5 separate regions of the Homo sapiens genome follow, and regions 1, 2, 3 and 4 are each linked to region 5. Evidence: chromatin contacts called from ENCODE Hi-C or POLR2A ChIA-PET data. All regions are on one chromosome and are shown on one strand. The core of a region is the stretch at or near the end of the contact, and the rest is flanking DNA. Distances in the headings are between cores, read along the strand shown. Region 1 holds the start of NAPEPLD (N-acyl phosphatidylethanolamine phospholipase D). Region 2 has its middle 41 kb from the start of SYPL1. Region 3 holds the start of NAMPT (nicotinamide phosphoribosyltransferase). Region 4 holds the start of SYPL1 (synaptophysin like 1). Region 5 overlaps LHFPL3 (LHFPL tetraspan subfamily member 3).

Region 1 (2,700 bases), core at 162-2,661, 1.7 Mb after region 5:
GTATTATTCACCTTATGCAGTTTCAGCTCCACCCAGGTGCAAGCAGCTCTTAATCACCCTTAAGTTCAGCAGCCACTCTAAGCTAGCCTGAGGAGATAAAGTCCACACTTGACATACAGTTCTTTACATTCCTCCAATGTCACACAGGCACATTCACTTTCAAAATGCAGAATAGTTTGGTCTGCATTTTTCTGCCAGTCTTATCTGCATTTAGAACCTGTGGTGGTGGTTTCTTTTTTGCCAAGATAACCCCAGGGACAAGCTTTTTTTTTTTTTTTTGACCCTGGCACACCCCAGGACTTTTATAATCTTTTTGCCCAACAACCCATTGTTGAATTTTACTTCGACATGCCTGTACTTTACTTCTTGAAACAACTAATTTCATTCTGCAGTTTAAAAAGCAAATCCAGTAAGAAACTCAGAATCACAATCGTATGCTCTTTCATAGTTATCCTAGCGTTAAAAAAGATGCAAATTTAGATGAGAACCGTGTGTACCAGGGGGCTGTGACATCATTTTAAAAGTAAACGATCACACAGTGAACAATGCCGTGCTCCCATTAATATTCAATACGTACTGTACAACATTTCAAATTAGAGTTTAGTTTCTTCGCTACCAGGATCCTAGCGCCATAGGCTGTAAGTATTCAAATGCTTCTCGACTGTGATTGAGTTGGCTATGACAGTCCGTCAATGGGTCTGCAGGATCCCATTTAGTTTTAGCAACTGTGGCTGGTGTCCAGGAATGCGTTCATGCGATCTGAAAGTAAGCCTCTGGCTTAGGACAGCGGGGGGAACCAATTTGATCTTAGGAGGGTCCCTGCAGAGTGTTTGAGTCGCGAGGCGGGCCGGGGCAGGCCGCGTGCTCCCAGGCGCTTCCTTTACCAAGATGGCTTCGGCGCCCCGGCCCACAGGGGCGGCCATCTTGGTAAGGGCTGGAGAGGCAGCCTGAAGGAGGCCACCGCTGGCCCTGCTGTCAGATTCGAAGGTCATAATAAGGGAGTGACCCGGCGACGACTCGCCCCAACGATGGCGAGGCGGCGAGAGCTGAAGCGCTGCCTGCAGCTGCTGGCGTCCTCGGCGGAGCCAGCGCGGCGGGCTCGGGTTAGGAAGAACCCGAGCGCCTGCCGCGGTCGCCCCTCCCGCTACGCGGCGGCGCTTTGCGCGGGGACTCTGTGGCCGGAAGCCGCGGAACTGAGGCGGCGCGCGCTCCCGGCCACCCCAAGCGCGAGGTGAGTCCGCACCCCCGCGCTCGCACCCCGCCGCTCTGGCCGCGCGCCCGCGGCCCGGGATCCCGAGTGTCCGGAGCTCCGTGGTTTCTGTTGGACCTCGCGGGAGGCGGTTTTCTCCCGCCTGCTGTGCTCTGTGACCTCTCTGCTGCCTCCTCCACGGTCTCTGGGCGGAGCAATCCACACTGCTGAGCCTGGGGTGGTTTGGAATTCTTCGGCGAAGTGGAGCGGGCTGAGAGTGGGTTTCCCGTCCCCGAGCCCTCCCTCATCTCGGAGATGCCGCACTTGTGAGCGACAGGGCTTCATTTGAATTTTCGCACCTCGCGAGTTGCGGAGCCTGCATCTCTGAAGCTGCCTCGGTGAAGAGCCACAGCATTATTTTTTTTCTCTTTGGGAGAGTAGCTGTCTGGGATTTGAGATCCTATCTTCCCTGCAAATTACCAGGTTGCATCTTCACTGATAGGAATACATGTGGGTTTATCTTCTTTTGGTTGTATGTAAATGAATGGGTCGACAACTTCCTCCGAGCAACTTATTGTTGCTTCATCTATAGTGTTTATCTTCTAAAAATCCATTCCAACAGGTTTCTCCCCTTTTATTTTGGAATAAGTGTACTTATTTAACTATGGAATGGAAATGAAGAGCAAAAAAAAAAATGGGGCTAGCTGGGGAGGGGTGGTGGAAGGCTGTGCTTTCTTGAGTTTTCTGTTCTGTGGTTGTTTGCTTCTTATAAATTGGGTATTATTGTGGGCTTTTCAGAACACGTATTCAGATAGGTTTTTGTTGTTGTTGTTTTGTTTGTTTGTTTTTTCCTTTTTTTTTTTTTTCAAGCTAGAGCTCGATATGGTAGATACTCTTCCATGGGTTCCGGGATCACATGCATTCATTATACGTCAGTTAAACCTGGAAAATATTAAGGGAGTGAGTAAAGTTTAACAGCCTTTTAAAAAGTCATTTAGTTCTTGTCTTTGCCTTTACTGTACGTTGTTATATATACATGTTATAATATGACTGACTCACCTGGTTGGCTTTGGCTTAGCATGAAATGTTTGCTACTTGATAATTCTGATTAATTTGTCCAGGAAGTCATTCCTGAGATGCAGTTCTTCAAATTGAGAAATAATTCCCATGTTTGTTAAAAAATGGAAATCTCTAACATTTCCATTTCTATTTTCAGTTACATTGGTTATGAATTAGCCGCAGACATGGACATCGTTTAGAAAGAAGTTATGTAATCTTTAAAAAGAAGATTACCTATATCCCACAATAGTGTGATTTTTGTTGCAAGAAAATACTGGGTCTGTTAAAGAAGAAATTTAGGGTAAAAGTACTTATTTAAAATAATAATTTAAGGAGAGATTGAGGGGTTAAATTTGTTTCAAGTCAACTGAAAATATAGTCAGGATTTTCAGAGATTTTGTTTTGTTAACATTCTGCAGGCTTTCCTGCTACAAGAATTATGGTAAGTCTCC
Region 2 (2,700 bases), core at 139-2,638, 1.2 Mb before region 5:
TAGAGACAGGGTTTCACCATGTTAGCCAGGCTGGTCTCAAACTCCTAACATCAGGTGATCCACCCACCTCAGCTTCCCAAAGTGCTGGGATTACAGGCGTGAGCCAATGCACCCGGCTATAACCTCATTATTATGATAAAAAACATACAAACCAGTTTGCAGAAACCTGTTTTATGATGCTCCAATTTATGTGGCAATTTCTAGAAAAAAATTTATGGTGATAAGTGAGAATTGTCAGTCACTGAAACATTAATTACATAGTCAGTGAAGAGCAGGTAAAATATACTTCTGGGCTTCACTTTACATTAGAGATGTTTTTCTGAAACGGTGCCTATGAAACAAATCCTTGTCCCCATTACTTCATATTTATCATTTCAAAGGCACTTTATCTTTATTTCTGGTTGATCACCCTTTGAGGGTGGCATTCCAAAATGTCAGCTCAAAATTTCCCTGCCCTTCGGTTTCTGTGACAAGTAAGTTAACGATCTGTAAATAAATCCTGAAATGTCCTCAGGAATCTGCCACTTGAAGGAATTCTATTAGGATTCTTCCAAAATGCAAACACTTGGCGTGTCATGGGCCTGCCTGAAGTTGTACGCTGGGCTTTCTGGAGGGCAGCAGACCCCTAAGAATAGAGCCCGGGCTTTCCTTTAGTTCCTCTCATTGTTTTTCAGGGACAAAAATCGTTATCTTATATTTTTTTTTTCCAGAGGAGTAGGAGGAAGATCTAAAATAGTTAGGTCTGGCAGCTTAATCTGGGTTGGCTGTCTCTGCCGGCAATCTGTAAAATGTGTTTTTCAAGGATAAGAAGTTTGGGCCCTGGGCCAGAGCTCATGTCTGTCATCAGCGGGAAAATAAATGATCTCTGTAACCTGCTGCTATGCTCTGTTTACCTTTGTGCTTAAACATGAACACCTTGCCTTCCATAGGCCCAGAGCTGCTCAAAGTGGATCCTTTGCTCTTGTCAAACAGAACCTTCATAAATCTGCCATTTGGGTGAGCATGGTGGGGCCAGCTTTTTGTGAGGTGAAACTCCAAACCAGCTTCCATTCTCGGGATTGGTATGTAGTTTTTTCATGTTGCCTAAGAGGCTCAGGAAGGGAACTTGAGGTATTTGTTTTTTCATGCCTGCAAAGGCCATTTCCTAAGAGGTGAGAAGCATATATGCATGCCTGCAAGTACCTGTGAACGTGGGCCACTGAGAGTCTCTGGGGCAAGAGCCCTTCAGGGGAATCTGGTATCTATTCATTATGCAAAACTTCATTCTAGCTAGAACAGGGCCTGGGCTACACTTAAAGCTTAAAGGGATGTCTGTTAAACCATGTTTCCTGTTTCCTGTAGAACTTACCACACTAGTACTGAAAGTGTCATAGCTCAGAGTGGAAGGTTAACGCGTAAGAAAGGGACAGTATTGGCAGAAGGCAAGTGGTGTGACCACTTCCTTCTCCACCCTCTTCTCCCATCCCTTGCCTCCCTGGAAAAGCTGGTTTCCTCAGGAGTCACTCCTTCAGCAGCCGCACAAGGCACACGCCTCGGGGAAGCCGGGCACAGGCTGGGGTTGCCTCCCTCCTGCCCCTGCCCTGCCTCCTGCCCCAGCAGACAGTGAATAAGCCACCTGGTTGGCCCAGCTTCCCGCAGTCCCACTTCTCAAGCTAGGGTACATGTATCTAGGAGGACAGGACTGTGTCGCTGGGAGGTAGAGTGAGACGGATGACAGGAGCCACAGAATCAAAACAGCACAATCGACTCATCAGTTCTTTAACTTGTAAGTTCAAGTCAAACATTACTTTTTATTTTGCTTTACTTACTTGTTTTTTGAGACAGGGTCTTCTCTGTCGCCCAGGCTGGAGTGCAGTGGCACAGTCATGGTTCACTACAGCCTCCAACTCCTGGGCTCCAGTGATCCTCCTGCTTTAGCCTCCCAAGTAGCTGGGACCACAAGCATGCAACACCATAGCTAACTTTTTTTTTTTTTTAAGAGACAGGGTCTCACTATGTTGCCCAGGCTGGTCTCAAACTCCTGGGCCCAAGCAATCTTCCCACCTTGGCCGCCCAAAGTGCTGAAACTATAGGTTTGAGCCACTGTGCCTGGCCAAACATTACTTTTTATAATAAGACGAATATTTTTTTCTGAAATAAGGCCCAATGAAGCCCACCTTGTTTGTGTTTAAGAAGCCATGACCAAAAAGAGCACTACCCATTCCTGCCCAGGCTTGTTGCAGTCACCCATTTAATCGCTCATTCAACTTGAGTGTACTTATGGGGCTCTGGCCAACTGCCAGATGAGAAAGACGCAAGCCCCTCTCAGGAACTCACAGTGTAGCGAGGAGGTAATAGGTTAATGCGTGGTTTCCAGGGAGAAGTTGGAGCTCAGATAGGGGTCAGCAGGAGTGGTTAGGGAAGCCCAGAGAAAAGACCCCAACCCAGCTAGGCACAGCTAAAGAGAGACAGTAGGCACTGCACTGGGGGAAGGAGAGAACTCGTCTACCAAGCAGGTACACTGCCCTGGTCAGGGCTTGCCTGCCCTGGCCTCTGTTTCTTCACCTGCCAGATAGGCAGTTAGAGCAGTGACTCTAAGCCCCTGCCAGACTGATATGTCTGTGGCTCCCTTCACCCACATCTCTGCAGAGCTCAGTAGCTCTCAAAAGGTAGAGCCCAGCCTCAGGGCAGCGCGGTGGTGTATGCTGGGGCTGGGATGTG
Region 3 (2,700 bases), core at 1-2,500, 1.4 Mb before region 5:
TCACAAGTTCCACTACCACCACCACCATCACTGCCCCCAGATAGAATGAGACTTCTAATAACTTGAAAGACAAGTCTATAAATATCCTGTAATCGTTTTCACTGTATCACTTTTTCCTGGCTACTTTTATCCGATAAAAACCTCAATTTATTTTTAAGCTATTAAACATGCGGACAAAGGGAATCTTAGTTTTATGCAAAAACGCAACCACGCATGAGAACTGCGCAAGTCTTTCTTGGAATGGTCTGTATTTGGGTGAAGTCATCAGACGTCATTACACTTCTTTATTTTGGGGTTGCCAACTCGTTTCCCAGGATTTAAAGACTATAACGATGATAAAAGTCAGTGTCGCACCCTGTCAAAGGCTTGGCCCGTTGCCTTTTCCTTCCCGGCAATACTCGGTTCAATTAGGTCTTGTCCCCTCATTATCTGTGAGGACTGAATTCCACCCCCGCTTTTCAACGCAGGCTCTTTGCTCGGGAAAAGTCAAACCATCTCTCAAAGGATCAAAGAGCTCAGCCATAGACAGAGCCGCCGGAGGAAAGCGGAGTCGCTGCATCAGATGAAAGGGGCCCCTCAGCCTCACTCCTCACCGCAGCTCCTGGGATCTTAAAGACAGGGTCAGGAGGATCAGGAGGGACAAGAGGGATGGAGGCGAAAGGCTGGATCCTTAATCCAGGCCGGAGACAAAGGTGAGTAACTGCGCGTGGTGGACGGGAAGATGGGCAGTAGGAGGCTCCTCGCCCCCTAGCCGGGTGGCGTGACTTCAGGAGGACCCAGAAAACCGGCCAGGACTGGGTAGGACGGAAGGTCCCAGGCGGGGCGGGCGAACCGGCTCCTCGTGGCACTGGCAAAGCTGGGAACGCCCCCTCCAGGCCCCGCCCTCCCGCGCCCGTGCCGGGAACTCGAACTTAGGTAAGCGCCCGGGTCACGCGCCGGGGCTGCCCCGCTGCCTCCAGCTTCCCAGAGCTGGCGTCTGGGAGGAAGAGCGCGTGCATCACGTCCTCCTCCCCGCCCCGCCTCCGCGCACTGCGCAGCGCGCTGCCGCGCCCCGCCCTTTCTCGGCCCCCGGAGGGTGACGGGGTGAAGGCGGGGGAACCGAGGTGGGGAGTCCGCCAGAGCTCCCAGACTGCGAGCACGCGAGCCGCCGCAGCCGTCACCCGCGCCGCGTCACGGCTCCCGGGCCCGCCCTCCTCTGACCCCTCCCCTCTCTCCGTTTCCCCCTCTCCCCCTCCTCCGCCGACCGAGCAGTGACTTAAGCAACGGAGCGCGGTGAAGCTCATTTTTCTCCTTCCTCGCAGCCGCGCCAGGGAGCTCGCGGCGCGCGGCCCCTGTCCTCCGGCCCGAGATGAATCCTGCGGCAGAAGCCGAGTTCAACATCCTCCTGGCCACCGACTCCTACAAGGTAAAGCTCGGGGCCCGGGCAGATGAGGAGGAGCGGGGCGCGCTGGGGACGAGCGCGCGGCAGGGGGGCGGGGGCGGCTGGGGCTGGGGTTGGGGCTGGGGCTGGGGCTAGGGTCGCGGCGCGGGGAGGCCCGGGGGAGGCGCGGGCGGCGGCGGCTGGGGCAGGTGAGGAGGCGCCGCAGTGGGCAGGAGGTGGCTTGAGGAGGATGGAGGGCTGGGCGGTGGAGGCGGGGCCTGGGGGCGCGCGGCGGCGGCGGCGCGGCGGGGGGCTGAGGCGGGCCCCAGCGGACTCCCGGGCGCCGGTGCTCGGGGCTCGGGGCTCGGGGCTTGGGCGTCGCCGGCGAGCGCATGCCCTTCCCTGAAGCGCGGCCTCTTGGCCTGGAGCTGGGACCAGTTAGGTAACGGCCCCGGGGACCCGCAGTGGAGAGTGAGCGGGGCTTTCCCCCGGGCCAGCCCGGCGCGCTCGCCCCTGGCTGGGCAGGTAAGTCTCCCGGGGCGCGAGGTGGGAGAAGTCCTGGCGCGGGCGCCGGAGCAGCCGCGGTCCTCTGCGGCTCCGGCGCGGAGGACACTCGCCTGGCCCCGGTAGCCGTAGTGGATTCCCCTGTCCCACTCCGCCGGGCTCCGTTTCAAACTCCTTGGCACCTAGTGATTGCTCGTGCTCCTTATCCCTGGGTGTAGAGGCCGCTCTGCTCTTATCTGCTTTAGGGTCATTACAGGATTTCTGTGAAAAGGAAAATGAAACACGAGGATTTAAAGGAACTGTAGTTTTAACCCTAGAGAACATGTGGAGAGGGAAATGGCACAGCGTTGCGTTCACATGCCCATTGAACACTTGTGTGGGTAGCTGCCACATTCAGTTGATATGAAGCACGCAGTAGTGAAGGGAAGAGGTAAAGTAAATTTTACTTGAGCAGCATAGTGGTTTGGAATACAGTGGTAAAACATAGTACTCTCATGTTTTTGTTTTGATTCTTTTTTTTTCCTTTGTTTTTAGCCCTCCTCCGATATTCCGAGAAAGTATTTTAGAGAATTCCATTTTACTTAAGTTTTGTCTGTTTTTTTCCAATCAGCTTAAAATGCTGTTTATGATATTTAGATAGGTTCTTGAAATCGAGCCAAGATCCATCAACAAGTTGTCTTTTAGATGCAAGTTTAAAGTATTGCAAAATCCGAACACTATCAAGTATGATTCTTGAATATTGTCAAGTATACGTGATAATACCTCAAGTATGGTCCTTTACTTGGTCCTAAAACCTCCTCTTGTGTTCTCTTGGTTCAATCATAGTGTTTTCAAAA
Region 4 (2,792 bases), core at 148-2,647, 1.2 Mb before region 5:
AATTTTTTTGGTATCTTTATAAGAGACGGGGTTTCACCATGTTAGCCAGGTTGGTCTTGAACTCCTGACCTCACGATCCGCCGGCCTCGGCCTCCCAAAGTGCTGGGATTACAGGCGTGAGCCACCGCGCCCAGTTCTTAATGTTATTTCAAAATGAGATATGCCATTAGGTGCTCATTGAGCACTGACTGTGCTGGGGACTGAGGAACGGGAGCCAAGATAAACATAAAGATTGTCTCTGTCTGCATAGAAAATGAAATGTATTTTTTGCACTCTCTGGACAGCAAACAAGGAGATAGGTCTCGAAAGAGAAAGGGTTCGCTTACTACAAGGACGTTCAATAACAGTTGTCAACCCTGACGGAATAACCTCAGTGGCAAGTAGCCTGCAAATCATATTCGTGCTTGAAATTCAGGTAAGTCCTTGGAAGCTGGTTTTTCATATACACGAATATGACCACATTCCAGCTGTCCAGGAACTTTCCAGGTACTGAAGAAGCCAGGAAGGAGATCACACTACCTTGGGGCTCCCGTAACTGCGTGCCAAGAGGAAAGTATCACCTAAGCCGAATCTTAAAGGGGTCAGCTTCTTGAAGAAAGATACCAACGATGCCTTAAAAAGAGGACTGTCGACCGACAGCGTAGAAGAGGTGAAAGTGTAGGTCACCGAGGGCCTGTCCGGCCACGCCTTTCCTTTTAGGTATAAACTTACTTCATTTTTCAACCATGGCTGCGATGGTAACTTTGAAAATAAACCTAATTTCCATACGAATATTTGGTGATTCACACTTTCGAGGCACCCCACAGCACGGTAGCCAGAAGTCTGTTGTTTTGCAATTTTAATCAAAGGCCCCTAACACATGCCTTGAAACACAACTTCATCTGTGCCAATACATTATAAATTCATAAAAAAGTTGAGATCTGTTAAGGGAAGGAGAGGTCAGCTTCGGTGTAGTGAGCTCAGCTGTGGTGAGCTCGGGGTCAAGTGAGGGTGTCTCTGAGGCCAGCGCCCCCAAGCTGCGCAGGAGCGGGCGTGGGCGCCCCCGGGTCAGGGCTCTTCGCAGTCGCGCGGGTCCGGAAGCGCGGCGCGGGCCCAACGAGCGCACGCGTACACGCGTGCGCAGGGGAAGACCGAGTGCCAGGGGCTGAACCGCAGGGAAGGGGGCGCGGCGCACGCAGTATGGCGCCCAACATCTACTTGGTTCGCCAGCGGATCAGTCGACTCGGCCAGGTGCGGCCTGAGGAGAAGCCTCCCGGTCTCCGCCCCGGCCCGCCCCTCGCCTCCCCAGCCGCCCCACTCCGTTTCCGCCCCAGAGTCTCAGCCAGCAGCTCAACCGCCGCCGCTCCGCCCCGCCCCGCCCCACGGCCGCCCGGGCCCGCCTCCGAGCCCGGCCAGCGCGCCAGCCCCGCCTGCCCTTCCTCGCCACCGGGCTGCTCTGGTCTCGTCGGTCCCCTCCTCCGCCCCGTCGTCCTGACTCTCTCTCCCTCCTTTCCTCAGAGGATGTCCGGCTTCCAGATCAACCTCAACCCGCTCAAGGAGCCACTCGGCTTCATCAAGGTCCTCGAGTGGGTGAGTGCAGCCCGCGCCGGCCAGGCCCGCCTGCCGCTCGGCGCGGCGCCCTAGGCGGGGAGACGGGGACCTGCGAGCCGGGACGCAGCCCTGCCGCGCGGGCTTTGAGGCCGCCGCCCCGGGACTGGGAGTGGACGGCAGGGAGGGCAGGGAGGCCGCGGCCTGGGCCGCGCGGGGCGGAGACGCCGCGGCGGGCGTCGAATCACGAGCTCCTCGGCCGCCTGGCTCCCAGGGGAGCCACCCTCCCACACCGGAGCTCCCCTCTGGGTGTCCCCGTGGAGTGGGAGTTCAAATTTCCCCTTGGCTCCACTGCCTCCCGCAGAGGAAGGGAAAACTTCCTGCTGCGGTCTAACCGAAACCCGGCGGCCGGCGTCGCGCTCTGCGGAGAGGCTCAGCGGTTACGTCCCTGCCGGTGCCCACTCGAGGTCTAGCTCCCTGGGAAGCCGATTTTGTCTTGTAGACGTGATTTGGCGAGCATTCCGTTCTTAATTTGTTTTTAAGATGGGCTCCGAGTTAAAAATAGTAAAAAAATAAACTGTGGGCCAGGGAAACTAAAGAAAGTCCTTTTAACAAAACGCATCGAGTCAGATCGGTTCACTTAATAACACGTTAGGAATGGACATCGAGTTTGTTTGGGGTATTTCCAAACAACATCCTGTTTAGAAAGTCAGCTTTTAGTCCTTTCCTGAGAACACTCACAATCATTAACATCAAAGAACGCTTATTAATTCGACCTTGGCAATGATCAGTTACTTGGAGGAGTTGGTGAATATACCAGGCACTGCGGGCTTCCTTCAAACTTCGCGGCCCACTACATATTTCTGCAGGCAAGTTGTGTTTATAGACAGCAGCATTTACATCCATAGCTTTTTCGCCCTTTTCCTTAGTGATAGAGTGGTGAAGAAGAATAAGAACTTTCAATTTCCTGTTCTAAATAACCTACCGAGGATGTTTTTAAAAGCAGCGTAGAAACTCAGTTTCTCTGATGGGTACCTAATGTGATTTCCTACTTGGACCATTGTAACCGCGCAAGGGGTTAGGCAATTTCACCATTCACTGAACATTTTGTGTGTTTTCTGAAAACTGAAGTAGTGCTGACTTCACACAAATGACTACTTGAAAGACGCATAAATAAATATACTTGATTTTTTTAAACCTAAGTCCAGATTTAAGTATAAAGAAAACCATGATTAAAGCATTTAAAAATTGCAAGAGGAAAATCT
Region 5 (2,700 bases), core at 92-2,591:
TTGGCTCATTGCAATCTCTGCCTCCCGTGTTCAACTGATTCTCCTGCCTCAGCCTCCCAAGTAGCTGGGACTACAGGTGTGCGCCACCATGCCCAGCAAATTTTTGTATTTGTAGTAGAGATGGGGTTTCATCATGTTGGCCAGGCTGGTCTTGAACTCCTGACCTCAAGTGATCCACCCGCCTTGGCCTCCCAAAGTACTGGGATTACAGGCATGAGCCACCGAGCCCAGCCCAGCTTAAAACTTTTTAGCAGTGATACCTTCTACTGAATATGCATAACTGCCTAGCACAGCTAATGAGGCCTCCTGTGGCCTCTCCCTGCTCCAGCCCCTCCTCTGGGGTTTCCCACCTCAGACTGCACTCCAGCACCCTGGATGTGTTCTACCTCTGGGCCTTTGCTCCACCTCTGGGCCTTTGCTCCTTTTGCTGGAAAAGCCCTTCCTCCAGTTTTCTAACTGGTGAACACCTGTTCATGTTTCACATTTCATCATTTCATCTTAGGTTGCTTCCCTGGGAGCCACTTCCTGAACTGTTCTTATCTTTTTTGGGTTTCTGTTTTGCCCCAGTCATCCGTTAATGGAGCTCACCTTTTGGACAGTGAGCTCCTCAAGTGCAAGGGCCACTTCACCCATCCAAGTGGTAACTGGGCCTGACCCTGCTTAGCTTCTGAGATCAGGCAAGATTGGGCATGTTCAGGTGGGTATGGCTGCAGACAACGGGCATTTTTGAGAAGCCACAGTGTCCCTAGCACCCAGAGGAAAGCCTGGCACATAGTTGCTGCTCAACAACCCCTGGTGTTTACTGAAAGGAGCCTTAGGCTGTGGACTGAATTATGTCTCCCAAAGTGTAAATATTGAAGCCCTAACCCCCAATACGACTGTATTTGGAGATAGCGCCTTTAAGAGGACAATTAAGATAAAATGAGATCTTCAGGGTGGGGCCCTAATCCAATATGACTGATCTCTTTATAGGAGGAAGAAATACCAGGTGCGCATGCTCCAAGAAAAAGCCATCTGAGGACGCGGCAAGAAGGCCGCCATCTACAAGCCAAGGAGAGGGGCCTCAGGAGAAATCGAACCTGTCACACCTTGATCTTGGACTTCCAGCCTTCAGAACTGTGAGAAAGTAAATTTCTGTGTTCAAGCTACCAGGTCTGTGGGATTTTTTATGGCAGCCCTAGCAGACTAAGACAGGCATCAATGGTTCCAATGTTTTCATTTTTTTTCCGGTAAGCAGACCGAAGCCCAGAGAGATGAAGCAATTTGCCCAAAGTCACATACCAAGTTAACTGAAGAGTTGGGGTTAGAATCCAGCTCTTGTGACTTCTCTCTTTTCAGTTTCCCTTCCCACTCCCCCCACTGAAAAGCTTTTGAGTGACTCTTTTAGAAATCCCGGTTCTGTATATGAAGCAGAATTGAGCACAGCTGCTCTAATGAAGGGCTCAGAGCTCCCAGGCTTTTCTCTCTCCCCTGCCCCTTTTCCCTGTTGCACCTCTGCAGTGTCCTGAGGGTTGATGGAATCTAGTTTGAAAGCTATTGCTCTACCTCACTGCCTCCTGAATGCAATGTCACAAATTTTCCCAACTTGCCATTTCTCTCACACTGACATAAAGCATTAGAAACCTGTTGTGAAGTAGGAAAGCTAACTGGGTCAGTAGCTGATAAGATAATCTGGCCTAGGGGATAGATGATTAGGATTTCAGAGAAGGAAAGGTCACCCAATTGATTTGACTCTGTCCTGGGGCGATGATATGGTGAAGATTTCTACAGATGCAGCAGAAACATCCGGAAACCAGGTGTGTCCCAGCTCTGGTCTGGGAACCATTTCATAAATTGGCAAATATCCAGGATATACACATGGCTAATTCTGAGGTGTACTGAAGTTTCAATAAAGCTACTTTGGTAATGACTAGGAGAAGAAAATCCTATGGCTGGACTTCATTAATGTTGTATGGCCAAGGACAGTGTTTCTCTAATTATGGCCTGTGAACCTCCCTGGATCTCGATCACCTGCATATTTGGGAATATGCAGGTTCCAGGGTCCCACCTGAAACTACAGAATCAGTATTGAGATCCCAGGTGATTCTCATGTACACTCAAGTGTAAGATTATTAGCACCTGGACTTTGGAAGCAGCCAGATAAAAGTTTGGATCCTGGGTTGGCTACTTCCTAGATGTGGCCAAGTCATTTTACTTGCCATGCTTTTGCTTTTCTTGTCTGTAAAGTGGACATGATACCTATTTTACAGGGTGGTTTTGAGGAATAAGGTCAGCATTAAACATTTATCCTCTTTAGGGAGACAGAGAGAGGAGATGAAATAGAGTAGAATTGAGAAAAGCAGTTTCTTAGACCTCCCTGTGAAGTTTTTCTTATTTCAACAAATAATAAAATAAAAAATTCATACACTTTCTTAGTGCTTGTTTGGACTTAAGAATTTAAAAATAACTTGAGAGTTTTATAGGCATCAAGGATGATGTCTGAGTGCTGGAAATACTTGACCTTTGGCTGGAAGGTGGAGTGAAGGTGCCAGCGGACTGAACCCTGGGAGACTGTCTTCTGTTTTATGAATGTGGTCATGCTCTGAGTTAAATGATGTCCCTGGTAAGGACATCTCCCAGAAAAGCTTAGAAATCAGCTGTAATCCTTGTTCCCTGCAAGACCCTTGACTTGGATGTTAAGAGTTCCCTATAATGATAATA

What was found. Hi-C counts contacts between places; a loop is a spot of excess contacts on that map. ChIA-PET counts read pairs that join two places held with the same protein, here RNA polymerase II (POLR2A). Pooled maps may share reads with other maps.
Region 1: a pooled map shows a loop between it and region 5 (3-fold over the local background). The contact joins the promoter of NAPEPLD here to the enhancer-like site in region 5. A Hi-C loop is called at or near these places in 2 of 50 pooled maps.
Region 2: a loop to region 5 is called in a pooled map, with 8 times the contacts of the local background. The contact joins two enhancer-like sites. A Hi-C loop is called at or near these places in 2 of 37 single-sample maps with no recorded cell type and 4 of 50 pooled maps. POLR2A ChIA-PET finds 5 or more read pairs at or near these places in 1 of 52 experiments (naive thymus-derived CD4-positive, alpha-beta T cell).
Region 3: a loop to region 5 is called in a pooled map, with 6 times the contacts of the local background. The contact joins the promoter of NAMPT here to the enhancer-like site in region 5. A Hi-C loop is called at or near these places in 2 of 37 single-sample maps with no recorded cell type and 2 of 50 pooled maps.
Region 4: a loop to region 5 is called in a pooled map, with 3 times the contacts of the local background. The contact joins the promoter of SYPL1 here to the enhancer-like site in region 5. A Hi-C loop is called at or near these places in 2 of 50 pooled maps.

The regions. Positions count from the first base shown.
Region 1 is chr7:103,147,810-103,150,509 of GRCh38, reverse strand. NAPEPLD (N-acyl phosphatidylethanolamine phospholipase D) reads left to right here and starts at 1,411. Exons shown (of 5, transcript NM_001122838.3): 1 at 1,411-1,699. It overlaps LOC105375434, which reads right to left. Exons shown (of 3, transcript XM_047421168.1): 2 at 1-1,492. The coding sequence ends at 690.
Region 2 is chr7:106,070,364-106,073,063 of GRCh38, reverse strand. No RefSeq gene overlaps it. Among named protein-coding and RNA genes, the nearest start is that of SYPL1, 41 kb to the left of the region's middle. RefSeq lists an enhancer at 687-981. Within about 2 kb of position 1,388, at least 28 of the 41 ENCODE cell types and tissues checked have a DNase peak (open chromatin) inside an H3K27ac peak, as active enhancers do.
Region 3 is chr7:106,283,533-106,286,232 of GRCh38, reverse strand. NAMPT (nicotinamide phosphoribosyltransferase) reads left to right here and starts at 1,250. Exons shown (of 11, transcript NM_005746.3): 1 at 1,250-1,405. The coding sequence starts at 1,349. It overlaps NAMPT-AS1 (NAMPT antisense RNA 1), which reads right to left and starts at 987. Exons shown (of 1, transcript NR_186647.1): 1 at 1-987. RefSeq lists silencers at 751-1,290, 1,561-1,920.
Region 4 is chr7:106,110,917-106,113,708 of GRCh38, reverse strand. It overlaps SYPL1 (synaptophysin like 1), which reads left to right and starts at 1,397. Exons shown (of 5, transcript NM_182715.4): 1 at 1,397-1,569. The coding sequence starts at 1,501. RefSeq lists silencers at 990-1,049, 1,130-1,619, 1,630-1,879 and an enhancer at 1,335-2,167.
Region 5 is chr7:104,894,337-104,897,036 of GRCh38, reverse strand. All of the region lies in intron 2 of LHFPL3 (LHFPL tetraspan subfamily member 3), which reads right to left. It overlaps LHFPL3-AS2 (LHFPL3 antisense RNA 2), which reads left to right. Exons shown (of 4, transcript NR_027374.1): 4 at 973-2,409. Among named protein-coding and RNA genes, the nearest start is that of LHFPL3-AS2, 31 kb to the left of the region's middle. Within about 2 kb of position 1,341, at least 2 of the 41 ENCODE cell types and tissues checked have a DNase peak (open chromatin) inside an H3K27ac peak, as active enhancers do.